2 separate regions of the Homo sapiens genome follow, and region 1 is linked to region 2. A link is a loop called in an ENCODE intact Hi-C map of the cell type or tissue named here. Cell type or tissue: A673. All regions are shown on one strand.

The links. A loop is a pair of places that touch in the nucleus more often than their neighbours do. Peaks named below come from ENCODE experiments on the same cell type or tissue, not always from the same donor. Only the 100,000 strongest peaks of a DNase experiment are listed, where the experiment ranks them.
Region 1: it touches region 2 in a loop (4-fold over the local background); 17 of 110 quality-filtered maps call a loop at or near these places.

What each region holds. Positions count from the first base shown.
Region 1 is chr3:133,926,246-133,934,245 of GRCh38, reverse strand. It overlaps SLCO2A1 (solute carrier organic anion transporter family member 2A1), which reads left to right. Exons shown (of 14, transcript NM_005630.3): 14 at 1-1,545. C3orf36 (chromosome 3 putative open reading frame 36) reads left to right here and starts at 4,434. Exons shown (of 1, transcript NR_161373.1): 1 at 4,434-6,101. RefSeq lists a silencer at 6,276-6,805. In A673, CTCF peaks have their summits at 3,721 (motif pointing left), 6,459 and 7,105; DNase peaks (open chromatin) are centred at 3,685 and 6,585; H3K4me3 peaks cover 827 bases.
Region 2 is chr3:134,305,069-134,313,068 of GRCh38, reverse strand. No RefSeq gene overlaps it. Among named protein-coding and RNA genes, the nearest start is that of LINC02004, 4.5 kb to the left of the region's middle. RefSeq lists a silencer at 4,308-4,602. In A673, a CTCF peak has its summit at 4,521 (motif pointing left); a DNase peak (open chromatin) is centred at 4,478; H3K27ac peaks cover 376 bases.

The DNA.
Region 1 (8,000 bases), 380 kb after region 2:
AGAGCCACTGGGAGACTGGGGAGACTGGCTGTAACCCCCTTCACACCTGGGTTTGGCATCAGCACAGACTACGGGAGGGGCTGGCTCCCTCCCCCTCAGACCCTCACTTCCTGTACCTAGAGGCCATTCTGGATGCTGCCATGTTGGGAAGTACAGTCTCTGCCCATTACCTGCATGCAGGCACCAGAGCAGGGACTGAGAAACCCCAAGGATGGGTCATCTAAGTGCTGTCCATATGAACCCTGGACTTTCTGTCCTTAGATCCTCACATGTTATCCCTGTCTTTCTGGGGTACGTTTCAAACTGAGGAAGCTACAACACAGTGAAGACCCAAGGAAGGCCTATGAAAAGGTCCTGATGCCCAACCTCCCACCCCTTCAATGTGGGGACGAGACCCCCTCATCTCAGAGTAATGGGAAGAACCTCCCACATCTCCCTGGCAGCAGATGAGGTGGCTTCACATGCACTTCCCTGTCTGGACTTCAGCCCGTATTCCGAGGAGTAGAGAGGCAGAAGAGATGTCAGCAAAGCAAGTGATGAAGCAGAGTGGATGTCCACTGTCACCAAGCTGGATGGCAAGCTGCGGCCCACAAAACAGCCAGTCAGGTTGGCTTTCCTGGTTTCAGACATGCTCATACCATTCCCATTTTCTCAGCCTCTTCTCACTGCCTCCAGAGAGGTGGGTGCCTGGGTTGAGAGACACAGCTGCTACGTGATAGATGTTGAGAGACAGAAGCCAACGAAGGAGGTCATTCATCAACAAATATATTTATTGGAGACCGACTTTGTGCAAAGCAATGCTAATCAGGGTTCTCCATGGAGCTTCCCTCAGCTCTTACCTCACCTCCCTCCATTTACATTAGGGCCTTCTCCCAGGGTGTGCTCGGTGGGCAGTGTGGGACTGGGGGTGTGGGAGTTGGTGAGAGCAGGAGGAGAGGTGGGGACAGCAAGAAGCCACAGATTGGCATGAAGGATCCTGACCTGACTATCCATGCCATCCATGGCCCCCAGACTGACTCTGCACCTGGCCCTTTGCCAGACAGCTCTGTCTCCCCATGTCCTCTGGAACAGCTGGGCATGGGTCATGGCCATTCATGACCCTTAAGTGCCACCCTTCTTGGAAGACCCCCTCCAGAAGCATACTGGAAGCCACCTCTGGAAAAGCCTCATATGGTGATATGCCAAAATATTTATGTCAATGTCCAAACAAAGTCCAATGCCATGAGACTGAAGTCTTTGTGGAAACCACTGTTACAGACAAGCTTATTTCCAAAGCCACCTCATTTCCAAACATCTCACTCAGGAAGGGAGGCTCAATGTAACCTCAGGGGCCAGTTTTAGCATTTGAAATGGTTCTGCTTGGAAAATGATGCCCTGCAACTAACCCTGGTCTTTCCCATGGCAATTTAACCACATTTGGAAGGCACTGCCTTCAGCTGAGTTTATGAACAATGAATGCCAACCTTCAGGTTCTAGAAGATTGGTTGCACTCCCAAACCTTTATTCTATTATATTACTATTAAAATATTCTAATTTTGCTATTGAGGTAACTTGGTCATGAATTTATGTTGTCATATACATCTGTCAGAGAACAGACAGCACCTGCACTTTTTAATTTTATTTTATTTTTATTTGTATTTTATTTTTGAGATGGAGTCTTGCTCTGTCACCCAGGCTGGAGTGCAGTGGCACAATCTTGGCTCACTGCAACCTCTGCCTCCTTGGTTCAAGCGATTCTCCTGCCTCAGCCTCCAGAGTAACTGGGATTACAGGCCTGCGCCACCACACCTGGCTAATTTTTGTACTTTTAGTAGAGACAGGGTTTCACCATGTTGGCCAGGCTGGTCTCAAACTCCTGACCTCAAGTGATCCTCCCGCCTCAGCCTCCCAAAGTGTTGGGATTACAGGCATGAGCCACTGCGCCCTGCCGGCACCTGCATCTTGTAAACAGAGGAAGTGCTCATGACATAGACCCCAGGGGCCCATGGCCATGGAGATTAGAGGTAATGCAACTGTCAACCCATTAGCCTGGTATCAGGCAAGTACCAGACACTGCTTATTCCTTCAGTGAAGTTCTGCTGGGCTCTGAGAAGGCCGCATCACTGCTCTTGGGTTTATATCCAGAAGCGGAGCTGGACGCAAACAGCTATGTCCATGGCACAAAACAGAATTAATATCATAATCAAATTGATCACATGGTCACAACCAGTACTACTACTCCCAAGAAAATCTTTCTTTTCAGCTGTCAGCAGGGAATATAATAGTGTCACTTTCATTTCACTTCTAGAGCAAAGCTTAACAAACTTTCTTGAGTGTGTGACACTCACAGAGGATGCAAATTCCCAACACCCTCCACCCAGCCCCAGCGTCTACTTCTGTGGGTCTAATGGGGACCCAGGAATGGCTCTTTTAACGGCCCCCTCATGAGATTGATGTGGGTAGTTCCCAAATCCTGTGAGGTGGGCTGTCAGTGCAATAGAGCCTGGGGTATGCCCATTTGTGCTTAGGCCACTGAGAAATTTACAGGCTCGATAGGCCTTTGGTATGTTCAAAGGTGAGTGAAGGATAACAAGGTGAAGAGATGCCTGTGAATCTGATTTTTTGGATGGCTGCAACTAAGAGTCAATGGGCATGAAAAACAATCCAAGAGCTCACATTTATATGAGGCCCTTATCAGTACTGAGAGAGACATTCTCACTTCACAAGCTTGGATGTGCAAAAAGAAAAAAATCACTTATTTCTTTAAATCAGTTATTGATTTCAAACCCCCCATCCTACTGTCTGGCTGGAAATTCAATATCAACCATGCTTGGGTCTGGCTCCTAGAGCCATCTGAAGGTCCTTGGATGCCTACGCATTCAAGGGTGCCATTGTGGGTCTTTGGTCCCTTTCCCATTTGAGGCTGTTTAATGGCCCTGCTTCTCACCTGAGCCTGGAAACCCTACAAAGCCGAGACCCCAGGGTTAGGCCCACCTCCCTGTGCACACTCGCGGCTATGCCCTCTCCCGGCCCCAGTCCTAGGAAGCCCACTCCTCTGCACCACTCCCTCTCCCTACAGAATCCCGCTCCTCAAGGGCTGAACAAAAAAGCCGGAAAAGGAAGAGTGTGCAGGAACCTTTTTTATTCAATCCTTCTTTTACCCTTCTTGGAAAAAGCGCAAATACAGTGATAACTAAATACCGTATCTCTATCAATTATCCTTTGGCCCAAAGCCCTTTGGGGTGATCCTCCATGATGGATGCCCCATGTAAAGGTGAGGAATCTGATCCCGAGGAAGCAACCATTGTGGCCAATTTCACATAGATAATAGCTGGCCAGGTCTAGACTCAAACCAGGCTGTCCACTTCTCTCTGGTCCAGCCCAATTGCCCCAGCTGAGTCATTCTGAAGAGTCAGCATGGACTAAAATGGTGGGGAGGCCCCTCTTTTCCCACTGATGTTCACTGGCCCATGGGAGGGAAGTGGGGGAATCTCTTGAGGGCCATTAAGGTGGGTAACAAAGGCAAAAGAACCAGGTAACAGTTCATTTACTTACCTTCTATTCAACTAGCAACAACATCACAACTATTCATTAAACAGGGCCAATTTATCCCTATAGCACCATGAGTTAAAGAGAGTTGTGGAGAAAAGAGACAAAGAGGGAAGGGTTTTGAGAAGAAAAGGCCCTGAGAATCCTGCACACAGACCTTCAAGGGAACAGCTCCATCTGGTGACTGCTTAGCAGATTCTTGCTCAAGAAACAAAGCCATATTGTGATTTTATTCAACCACTCTCAAAGATGGAGAGATACAGTTAAGCTGGAGGCTGAAGCCAGTCAGTATCAAATTGATACTAAAATATTATATTGCAGCAAATCCAGAAGAAATACATCCTATCTTTCGCAACCACAGGAAGTAAATACCTGGAAGAAAGGTCCATCTCCTGCCAGTAGCACCAGACACCAGATTCATTATAACCTTTCATCAGAGATTAAATATGGAAACAGATCCTGGAAAAGCCCTTGGCAAATCATAAATGAGAGGAAGTTTTTCTCCATGGCATACCCTGGCCATTCCTCCACTCTCCAGCCACATCATGTCTCCAGCCCTGCTACAACTTGACAGCAATAATAATAACTAAAATGTGCACAGATCTTTACAGTTTACCAAGCCATTAACCCATTTAAAACACTTCTTTAATCAGTAAATCAGTGGGGAAAGGCTTGGCTATGCTGTGGTAACAAACCTCTCGAATCTTAGTCACTTGACACAACAAAAGATGGTATCTCGCTCACAGAACCTGTGGTGATCTGGGTGACTCTCAGGTCAGTGGCTCAGTAGTGCCCCTCTGCCTGCTCAGGGCCTGGAGGATTGGCCTGAGAGCCCCCCCAACCAGTGTCTCAGTAACTCAGACTGTTTGGAACCTGAGGTACCTCCATTTCATTATAAGCTGCCATGATGGATGGGGCAGGGGAAGAAAGTCCTGGAAGATCCCGCACTGCTAAGCAATGCTTTGTCCCAAAGTAACGCTCTTCACTCTGCTCCCAGCCTAGCTGCCGCAAGAGCGGAACAGAATATTCTGTGTGCTCAGGAGAAGAAAAGAGCAGATATGGTTGAGCACTAAAACCCTCTACTGTGGGTAGTGAACCTAGGTGGACACAGTTGCTCACCGGGACACTTAAACCAGCTTTGCGGGGCTGTCGGGGTTGGGAAGCACAGTCTGGAAAGATTTCCCAATGGAGGAAGCACCAATTGTGGGTCCCTGAAGCTGAGGGGATGATGCCCAGGCAAGGCCGAGGCAGTCTGCAGAGGGCTGGGGAGGTGGGAAAGACGATTTTGCTCAGAGGAGGCAGAGATGGGGTGGTGGCTGAGAGAGATGCAGGGTCAAGGAAAGGATGGCTTCAGAGAGGAGAGATTTGCTGGGGCAAAAGGCCACAGGATGGGGAGGCTGCGGGGTCCAAGAGGACAGCTGATGGAGCGAGACCCTGCAGGCAAGGAGGAGATGGGGTGACTCATGGCAGAATCGCACCAGAGTTCCCACAGCCCTGTGCGGCCACTATGACTAGTCCCATCCTGTACATGGAGAAAACGAGGCTCCTTCCAGTTGTCCCTCACGCCTCCCTTGATTTATGTACTACCTGATGTGTATAAGGACAGGTGGTGACAAACACATGGTCCCTACCCTTCAAGGACATATAATCCAGAGCTAAGACAAGACCTTAACACAGGGCAAAGTACTATGCTCTGAGTTCATTTGATGAGCGATGGGAGAACGGGCTTGATCCTAGCCATGCGGGAGAGACTGGAATTCAAGAGAGTCAAATGTGCTGGGAAAGACTTTCTGGGCAAAAGGAATAAGCAAAGGTGTGCAAAGGTAAGGAAGCAGGAAACCTTTGCACATCTTGAGAACTCGCCGGCCAGAGGCCTGTGAAGGAGCGCAGTGGTCAGGCAGGAGAGGCAGTCGGATGCAGGCTGAGACCATCCTGGAGGGTCTTGAGGCTGGCTTACCCCAGGCTGTGAGTAGTGGGCTCAGCCTAGTCCCGGCTCCTGGGTTAGTGCTCACGTGTCTCTCTGCCCCCTCAGGGCCTGGAGGAATGGCCTTAGAGCCCCCACCAACCACGCTCAGGAAGGCATTCCTAGCTCAGAGTACCCTCCTGGAGTCTACACTGGAAGGGGCTCCTGAGTGGGCCGCGCCACACCCCGAGGAGCAGAGGCGCAGTCCTCCCGCGTGCTCCCAGCACACTCCACCCCTACCCAGCACACCCACGGGGCCCCCACCTTGCTCACCTGGGGGGAACCACCCACTCTGCGCCCTCTCAGGGAGAGGTGGTGGCCGCTGCTCTATCCCCTCCCTCTCTTCCTCTTCCACCTTCTCTCTCTTCTCATCTGGGTGCTGGAACCCAAGGGTGAAACTGAGAGTCAGAAAGTCTCAGTCTCAAGGCAGAGCGGGGCAACTAATTTAAAACGGCTTCTACTCCGGCCCCCAGTGTGACTAATCTCCTTCTCTTCGCTCCACAGGTCTATAAATGGGCCACAGTAGGCACCCCTTTTTAAATCTGTAAAATCCCCAAATCCATTAAAAGTGACTTCAGAGGTCCCAGATAGGGACCAACATTTGTTTAAACCTTTTCCTCATTACATCTCATGACCGCCAGCTTACAAAAGAGAGACTGGGGGTTCTGGATGAGACGTATGCAATCCCTGAGTCCACCTTGGAAAGGACAGAGGCAGGTGTCACACCGTTCCTCTTTGACCCGAATCGCTTGAATCCCAGAGTTTCAACAGCTCAGGTGGGTTGAAGGCTCAGAATGTACCAGACATCCGAAGCGCTTTACATACATTTGCTCCTTGAATCTTCACGACAGCCCTGTGAGATGCAATAATCATGCCATTCCACAGACGAGGAAACGGGCCCAGGGGACTGCGGTCTCGGCTCCTTTCCTCTGGCTTTCTCAGAAAAGGCGCGGAGGCCCCCGCCGGGTGGGCGAGGCGGGGTGGGCGGCCCCTTGCGCCCTGGAGTCGCATTCCGCCACCAGGGGGCGCCGCCCCTCCGCCGCGGCCCGGGGAAGCCACCCGCGGAGGCGCCACGCCCAGCCCGCCCACGGGACGCCCCCGCGGCCCCACAGCCAGCCGGGCGGGACTCCACCACCCGGCTCAGCGCGCCTCCGATAGCCCGCTTCCCCGCCGGGGCGCCCTCGGGCCTGCGGGGCTCCCCGCGCCCACCGCACGCACGCACGCACGCCTTCCCCTACTCGGAGGGCCCGGCGGCTGAGCCCACCGGCGCCTGCTCACGGGACACAGCCTCGAGAAAACTTCCTCTCTGACTGCCCGCGATAAAGCACCGTTTAGTCTATTTATGTTTTCTGCACGAAAGTGTATTAAACACGTTAGAGAACAAGAGGAGTAGAGAGTAAGGTGCCACGAGGCACCGAGAGGGCCCGCGGGAACACACGGCTTCCTCAGGCTCTCTGACCGGCCGTGAGCAGGGTGGTCCCCGGCCGCATTGTGGGGCCATTCGCACCCAGAAGCTGTCAGCCTCCCCACTGCGTCACTGGCACCATCTGGGAACCATTATTCAGCCACTGCAGGGGGCTAGGTAGCCTCTGCTTCCTCCTTCCAATTCCCAAAACCTTCACCACAGCACCTCCTGGGGCCTGGCCCCGAGATAGGCTTGCATGTCGGAAAGAAACTGTTGTCAGCATTCCAGGCACTGTCCACCCCGGGAAAGGGGCAGGTACCCATCCCGTCACAGACTCAGGTACCCGGGCAAGCCGGGCACCAGGCCTATAGAGGTGAACAAGACAAACAGAAGGCAGACAGACAACCAAGAAAGCATCCAAACTGTGGCTGCAATTGGCTGATCAATTACAGGTGCAATAGTGCCATGAAGGAGAAGTGCAAACAGACAGACAGATGCCTGCATGGAAATGCAGGGGGAAGCCGGTGTATGTGGTGGATTAACAAAGGTGAAAGAGGCCCGTTCCCTAGGGATTGGAGATCTGGAGCAGAGATGAGCTCTAACTGTGCCTGGAAGGATAGGGTAAGTTTGTTGACAGGGGCCTTAGAGAAGGTGTTCTGGGCGGAGGGGACTGCAGGAGTGAAGACTCAGAGATGAGAAAACTGGACCATGTTTGCCTGGAGGGCAGGGTGTAAGTAGCGCCCCCAGTTGCAAGGTGCCTCAGGCAGAGCGTGGTGAGTGGTGGATTCTAGAGGGAGAGAGTGTATCATGTACATCTCCTTTAGTAACTAACAGGGTGCTGCTGGTGGATGATGGGGCGTCGCTGACAGAATTTTAACAGAGGCAAGATGCAACCAGATTTCAGGGTGTAAAAGGCCACTGGGGCTACATGTGTACTTGGAAGAGGGAACCTGGCTGGCAAAGGTCCTTAGGAGGGAGGCCTACTTGTCATTATGGCCACTGGGATACTAGAGTAGGAGACGTCAGAGCCGAGGGCAGGACCAGCAAGCAGCAGGAGCATCCCAGGCACCCACAGGCTCCTGGCAGCCAGGATGAGCCAGCGCA
Region 2 (8,000 bases):
CCCGCCGGGGCTCCCGGCGCCTAGGGTCGGCTCCCACGCAGGCGCCTCGGGCCGGAGGCCCCGCTGCAGCCTGGGCCCTGCCCGCCTTGCCCAGAGGCTCTGCGGAGGGCTCAGGGAAGGAAACGCAGTCCGCCCCTGTCCCTGCGGCTCTGGGTTGGAAACTGTGAGAAAATGGGTCAAAGTGGGTCTGTAGGAGTGTCCACCCGCCCCGCCGGATAAAGCGCCGCTCCCCCGTAGTGAGGATCACGCTCTTGGGGAGAGTTGAGGCCCCAAGAAAGTCCATAACCACTGGGCTGGGGGTTTCCACGACGGTATAGAAACCACTCAGATCACACACATCAGCTGACACACACAGCTGCGCTCACGTGGAAACACCACGGAATCAAGTGAGCAAATGGACTTTTCCCTAAAGCCAGACCACAGGCCTGCGGAAGTCCCTGCCTTCCCGCAGGGACTCGAGGCGGGAGTGTGCGATGTGCGCTTGCCCCTGCAGGGGGCCTTGCCCAGATTCTTGGCCAGTGTGTGCTACCCAGGGCGGGCAAAGCATGGGCTTTCACCCATTTTCCCAGCTTGTTGACAGGGCGCTTTCTCAGTGGGAAAGGTGCCACGGCCTAACATCATTTGCGTGGGGAAATTTGCATGTTTATCAGCCCACAGACCTGTGAAGGACTCACCCTCTGGATGAAGTGACACCTGGGAACCCAGTAATGCAGCAAGGCATGCCTGGAACTTGCATTGCTCACCATCCGGAGCCGTGGTTTGTGCTGCCAGGAAAGGCGGGAAAACAGAACCCAGATTGTGATTGGCAGACTCCTGGCCTGGAGGAAGGGTGGGAAGTCAGGAGCGCTTCATGGGAGGCTGAGCCTGATGGCCGACTTGCCTTGCTTGGTTGGTTTCGTAACCTCTGAGAGCAGGAAAATAAAATGGCTCCTTTCCTACCTGGCAGGGGTGTGGCCTGCAATATCTGGAGGTAGGCCCAGAGTGCCCAGGTGGCAAGTGGCCATGCAGCCCTGATTTGAGGTTGTAGCCCTCGCTCAAGGTCTGTCTCTTCCCCATGACACAGAAGATGGACATTCTAGACATTTTACACCACCCTGGCAGTTCATCAAATGGCAGTGCCAAGGCTCTGCCTCAGTGGAATGTGAGGGTGCTCGAGGTGATGATGACTAAGTCAGACACAAGAGAAGCCCCAGTGAGGACCCTATTCATTTTACAGACACTTACTGAACCCAGCCCCTACCTCCAAGAGACTCACGGTCCCCTGCGGGAAGCAGACTCCTGGCCATTTCAGTGCAGAGTGATAAATGACAAGGCAAAAGCAGCCCCAGTGTGCAATTTGAGGACCACGAGGGGTACTGAACCCACCTCTGGGTGGGCCTTCTGGAAGGAGCTGCTCTCCAGGGGAAGTAGGGGCAGGGAGGAGGCTCTGCCAGGAGAAGAAACTTTCTGGCCTCTAGAGTCCTTTTTTTTTTTTTTTTTTTTTTGGTGACAGTCTTCCTCTATCACCCAGCTAGAGTACAGTGGTGCTATCCTGGCTCACTGCAGCCTCATACACCGGGCTCAAGCCATCCTCCTGCTTCAGCCTCTGAGTAACTGGGACTACAGGCATGAGCTACTATGCCCAGCCTAGAGTCCTTTTTAGTATTCTGCAGCCAACATGCCATTGTGCTGATGTTTTGCTAAAGAACCTCCACGGATTTTGCCAGTCATGTGGTTGGACTGAATAGCATTTAAGGCTTCCATTCCAAGGTCCCTTTCTGAAGATGAGTGGGATTATAATTTCCCACTGGGCCCAGGTAGGGGTCTGGTTTCGATGATGAATTGGCCTCAGAAATTCAGCCCCTTCTCTTGGAGTTGCTTAAAGTCAGGGCCCTCCTCACTGATGTGTGAAGTGTCATAGCACTCCCCACACTCAGGTGTGTCCAGTGTGTGCAGCAGAACTGGGCAGGGAGGGCTTGGCCCCAAGGGAGGACCAGCCCCCATCTCCCATGACCTTTCCCGCACACTTAGGTGAATGGCTGACCTCTTCGGAGTCTCACTTCATCCTTGTGCTTAAAATGAATAAACGACCCCCAGGCCTTCCCTATCCCATATTAAGAGAAATTAATTCAAATAATAAACTCTTTGAAAGACTAGAGTTTTCAAAAATGTCATTATACAGAATAACGTTTCTCAAAATCCCTAGTTTGTGGGGCATGGGCAGAGGGGTTTGGTGAAAATTCTTTTTCCTGGGCCAGCTGATAGTCTGAGCCGGGAGGCCATAAGTGAGGCCCAGGACTCTACATGCTTAAAAAATCGTCCTAAGGAATCCTGATGCTTTGACAGGAACTTATACAGACAACCTTACATTTGCTCTCAGGAAGTCCTCTTAGAAAGTTCATTTCACTATCTCGAATCTGGAATCCCAGCACTTTGGGAGGCTGAGGCAGGCAGATCGCTTTAGCCCAGGAGTTTGAGAACAGCCTTGGCAACATAATGAGACCCCATCTCTACAAAAGAAAGAAAAAATTAGCCATGCGTGGTGACACATGCCTGTGGTCCCAGCTACTTGGAAGGCTGAGGTGGATCGCTGAGCCAGGGAGGTCAAGGCTGCAATGAGCCGTGATTGTACCACTGCACTCACAGAGTAAGACCCTGTCTCAGAATAAGAAAATAAATAAGAACCATCTTTCTGTCAAGATTCAGACAAATCCCACGAGATTTTTAAATCTGCCCCTGAAAGGAAGAACTTAAGGAACGGGATCTAGAGGGAGGCCCCTCCATTGTGCAAGATGGGGAAATGCCCACAAAGTCGACACTCCAGGGAGTGCCACAGAGCACCACGCAGTGGAAGGCTCCCACCCCCTTCCTCCTCCCTTTTCTCTTCCTCCCCTCCTTTCTGTTACAGGAATTGGACACTTGTAAAGTAGACCAAAAACAAACAAAAACCACCTGACTTGAAATGCCTCAACTGGAATTGAAACCAAAGTCCCCAAGGGTCATAGTTCCAATGCCTAGCCCTTAAGCAATGTCAGCAAGTCTTCACAAACCTAACAGCTCAGGCCCTTGGCCCAAAACAAACTAAGAATGGTAAAGACAGGAACGCTGAACTGTTGGCTGCGGCATACTCCAGTGGTCTTTTGATCTGTGCCTCCACCCCCAAATAGGGTTTGGCCTGCACCCCTGACATACCATGTACCTGTGCTGCTGTCACTGGCTATTACTGTATCAAGGCACAGCGATTTTTTATTATTACAGCAAGGTTCATTGTAAGTGATAATAGATATAATTTCAAATAATTTTGACAGGTTTAAATTTGGGAGATGAGTGCCCTAAAAGGTCTGTTTAGAATGTCATTTTTATGTCATAATGCAGCTAAGAGTCCCCACAAAAAGTGGAAGTGGCAGCTCAGGCATCTTCGTCTGGTTCGAACATGCAGATACTGATCGCTTTACCATCAAACCTTGGACTCTTCATAGGAATCCTTAGAAGTTACTTGTCAATTCCGTGAGGATGACTGTGGTTCAGTTATGTGTTATCTAGTTAGGTTTGGTATATCCAGCAGAAATCCTATCCAGCAGGAGCAAGCCAACTGTGCTGAGGCTTGTTCCTGTCAGGGCACCCCCATTCTTCTCTCAGTTCACCACACACACTTTGCCGACTCAGTACTATTTGAAATACAAACCAGTGACAGAGCCAGCACCAATCTGAATATAAAACATTAAAATTAGCTGGGCGTGGTGGCGGGCGCCTGTAGTCCCAACTACTTGGGAAGCTGAGGTGGGAGGATCTCTTGAGCCAGGGAGGTGGGGGCTGCAGTGAGCCAAGATTGCACCACTGCACTCCAGCCTGGGCGACAGAGTAAGACTGTCTCAAAAAAAAAAAAAAAAAAATGAAGTCACATTGTCATTTATTTATTTACTTATTTTACAGACAGGGTGTCGCTATGTTGCCCAGGCTGGCCTCAAACCCCTGGGCTCAAGCGATCCTCCCATCTCAGCTTCCCAAGTAGCTGGGACTACAGACCCATGCCACCGCATCAGCTCTTATTTTTAGATTAAAATTATAAATACTCACATAAAGGTTCTGTTATTTTCTTCCTGCACCCCCAACAGATCATCTTACATATCCCAATTTGGAGGCCACTGACCTAACCAGGATCCTCTCACCCCAGGAGCCCATCTCTGAAAAGCTTTCTGCTATCAGAAGCGCCCCAGCAGTTAGCCATTTCCCTGAAAATCAGGCGGCCAGGCCCCACAACTGGAAGAATTTCTGACAGAGCAGAAGAATCACATGTTCCAATTCAGACTTCTACTTTGGTATCTGCAACCGCCAGCCTCCCCATGCTCCCCTGCCAAGTTGTGGGGGTGAGGGTGGGCTGAAGACTGTGCTGAAGCAAGGTGGGGTGGGCCCTACTGGGTGTGAATTTGTGGGACTCCCTTGTGTTCCCAAGGCCACACTCAGGCTGCATTCCTGAGGTCTGCAGGGGAGTGGCTGCGTTCCTGGTCCAAGTATAGAGAAACAGCGTCCCCTGGTGGCCCTAACATGTAGTGCCTCAGAACCCCGGCTCCTTCCTTTACTATTTGCTGAACTCGCTTTGATGCTCTAGTATAATGGCGTAATTATTTATACAGCGATGTGTTGCAAAGACCTGGGGTGGTATCTGGGCTCATCTGTGTGATCTTGGGCAAATTAGCTTCTCTGAGTCGCAGTATCTTCAGCATTAAAATCGGATAATCAGACCTACTTTTTAGGGTTGTTGCTAGAAGCAAATGAAAGGATAAATGAAAAGCAGTAAACAGTGGCGAGCACATAGGCAGGACCTCTGCTATGATGTTGGTCATGACGCTTGATGTTGATGCCTGCAGACACTGAAAGGCAACTGAAACATCTTTCTAGACACAGACCTGGAGAGATAGTGAGAGGTTGTGGACAGGAACTCTCCTGTTCCTGAGCTAACACACACGGAGGAGCAGTGAACACGTCCTGGACAGGTGTAGTGAGTACGAGCCTGTGTGTGTGTGCACAAGCACCCTCCCCATGGAAATGCAGAGCGCTCTGGAAGGTGCTCAGCATACATCGCAGAGGGAAGGAGTGGTGACAGCAGGGAAGCAGTGTCACTTATTCTCCAGGCATATTGCAGAGCTAGACCCTGAGAAAGGATCAGAGTTTATTAATTCATACAATTACTTATTGATCACCTAATATGTGCAAGGCAAGGTTAACAAACTTTAGCAAACAACTATCACAAAACATTCAAACAGAGGCAAGTGTTAAACAGCAGAGTTAGTGTAGGCTGGTGTTCTGAGGACTAAGAATTGTATTCCCCAAAGCCACCAGGACAGAACAACTGAAAACACACAAAGCCAGGCCCAGGCAGAGTAAGGATTTCTGTGCTCTGGTGGCCTGCGGGAGTTGCATCACCACTAAGCTCTCTGGAACATGCTTGGGCCCACTCAGTCCATTTGAAGCCAGGACAAGGTGTGAGGTGAGCCCTCTGTAATCATCCCTGCTCATGACTAGGATTCCAGCCAACTAAAATGTGGTTTTGTTAAAAGCTAGTAACCCCTGGGTGTTCCCCCAGCTTTCTCCTACCCACACCTGCAGAACGGGATATGAGCCCTTCCTGGGTTTGGTGATGAAGAAAGAGAGGGTCTGGTGGCCCAGAAGAGGTACGCAAGATCTGCCAACCCCAAACAGGGCCCTTAGGGAACAATCAGTTCTTCCGCAATCCAGAAGAATTTACGCATCTGCACAGGTGAATTGAAAGATCAAAATACGTGAAACATTTGTTGCTGTGCTTCCCAACCACCCCTAAATTACAGACTTCTGACTTGTGGATATTCATCCTCACACCCTTGAGAAGTGCCCTGACCTCACAGAGCCTATTACTTATATTACTTATTAAACACCTACTATGTGCTGGGCAGGGTTAGCAAAATCAGGGGTGGAGAAGGCTGGGTACTAAGGTCAGGGAAGGGCTTCTGCCCAGTTGAGGCTTCTCCTTTCTCATAATCTCCTTTCCCCCTTGGATTCTTTTTCTCTTCTGTCCATCTCACCCATATTCACCTCTAGGGGGATGCAGGGCTTGTCTTTGGCCCACTGCTATCTCCACCAAGCACAAAACATTAATACTCCCTCTGCCTCCAGCACTGCCATTCAAGGTAAATGCAAAATTGTTGCTGCTTCAATGTTTCTACTTTCTTGCAAACTTGGAAAACAACACTGCTACAGTCTTTTTTTGAGTCTTATTCTGTCACCCAGGCTGGAGTGCAGTGGCGTGATCTCCGCTCATTGCAACATTCACCTCCCGGGTTCAAGAGAGTCTCCTGCCTCAGCCTTCCGAGTAGCTGGCACTACAGGTGCATGCCACTACGCCCAGTTAATTTTTGTATTTTTAGTAAAGATGGGGTTTCACCACATTGGCCAGGCTGGTCTCGAACTCCTGATCTCAGGCAATCTGCCCGCCTTGGCTTCCCAAAGTGCTGGGATTACAGGCATGATCCTCCGCACCCGGCCCAGTCTTACAACTTTTCTGGAAAGGTCCTGTACAGCTGTTCAGCTTGGGAGTGAGTTGGAGTAGGAGACGAGCTGGGAACCACCCACCATGGAAAACGCTGTTTCTGTAGAGACATTCTGAGGTCAAACAACTGATTTCAAAAGCTCCAGCTCCCTAGATCCCTGTGGATCTGTTTTCCCTTTTCCTTGTCAGGCACCTGGAAACATTCCACCCTTTTCCTGACTCTCTTGTCTGCCTAACACTCTAATCAGTCTTTCTTGGCTCTGTCCTTGTACCTCAAGAAGGAGAGAAACAAAGGAAGGAGCCAGTTCACGGACAAGGGCTCTTCCAAATTCAAAAGTGTTTTTCACTTCCATTAGGAGGGTTTAGAAGGTACATAAAAACTAAGCGACAAATCAATAAATAAACAAACAACTATTAACTCCAGGAAAAAATAAAGGGAGACATAATCATAATGGACTTTTGGACTCAACCATGAATTGAGCTCACATGTTTATCCAAAAAATAGTAACAATTTAACAAAAAGTTGGGACATAACTATCATAGCAGGATGCAGAAAATGATAGTAGGGACATGGTGGTGGTGTTATCACTGAATCTTTGTCTTCCAATGATAGGAAATCAAAAGATAACATCTAGAGTTGAGAAGTACGGCAGTAAGTACCAGGAAAATAACAGTTTAAAAGTTTAGGGAGGCTGGGCACAGTGGCTCACGCCTGTAATCCCAGCACTTTGGGAGACTGAGACAGGTGGATCACCTGGGGTCAGGAGTTTGAGACTAGCCTGGCCAACATGGTAAAACCCCGTCTCTACTAAAAATACAAAAATTAGCCAGGTGTGGTGGCACACGCATGTGGTCCCAGCTACTTGGGAGGCTAAGGCAGGAGAATCGCTTGAACTAAGGAGGCGGAGGTGTAGTGAGCCAAGATAGCACCACTGCTTTCCGGCCTGGGCAACAGAGCAAGACTCCAACTCAAAAAAAAAAAAAGAAAAAAAAAAGTTTAGGGAGAGGAACAGGAATAAGAAATTGTGGGACAGTGTGATTTTTACTATAAACTATATAAGCTATATTTTGCTCATAAAACAATCCTCATGTACTACTTTGATTTTCAAAAATAATAATCTAGAATTTTTGAAAAGAGAGCCGAATGTCTGGGAGATAATGTTGAAAAATATCTCCTTTAAGGCAGAGTGTAAAGACTGAGAGATGGAAAACATAGGATAAAATAAAATAACATGAAAATAAATCTAGACCCAGATGTCTGGATCCAGGAGGGGAGGAAACAACTGAGGAAGTAACCAAAAGACATTTTCCTAAGGCAAAGAAAGACACAGATGATCAGAGAAAAGGATCCATTGAAGGTGAGAATATGAATAGGGAAATCAAGAAAAACAAACAAATACCAACACTGATGACCAATAAACACAGGGAATAATATAAGCCACACACACAGCTAAAAAAAAAAATGCATATTAAAACACCGATGTTTTCACCTACCCAG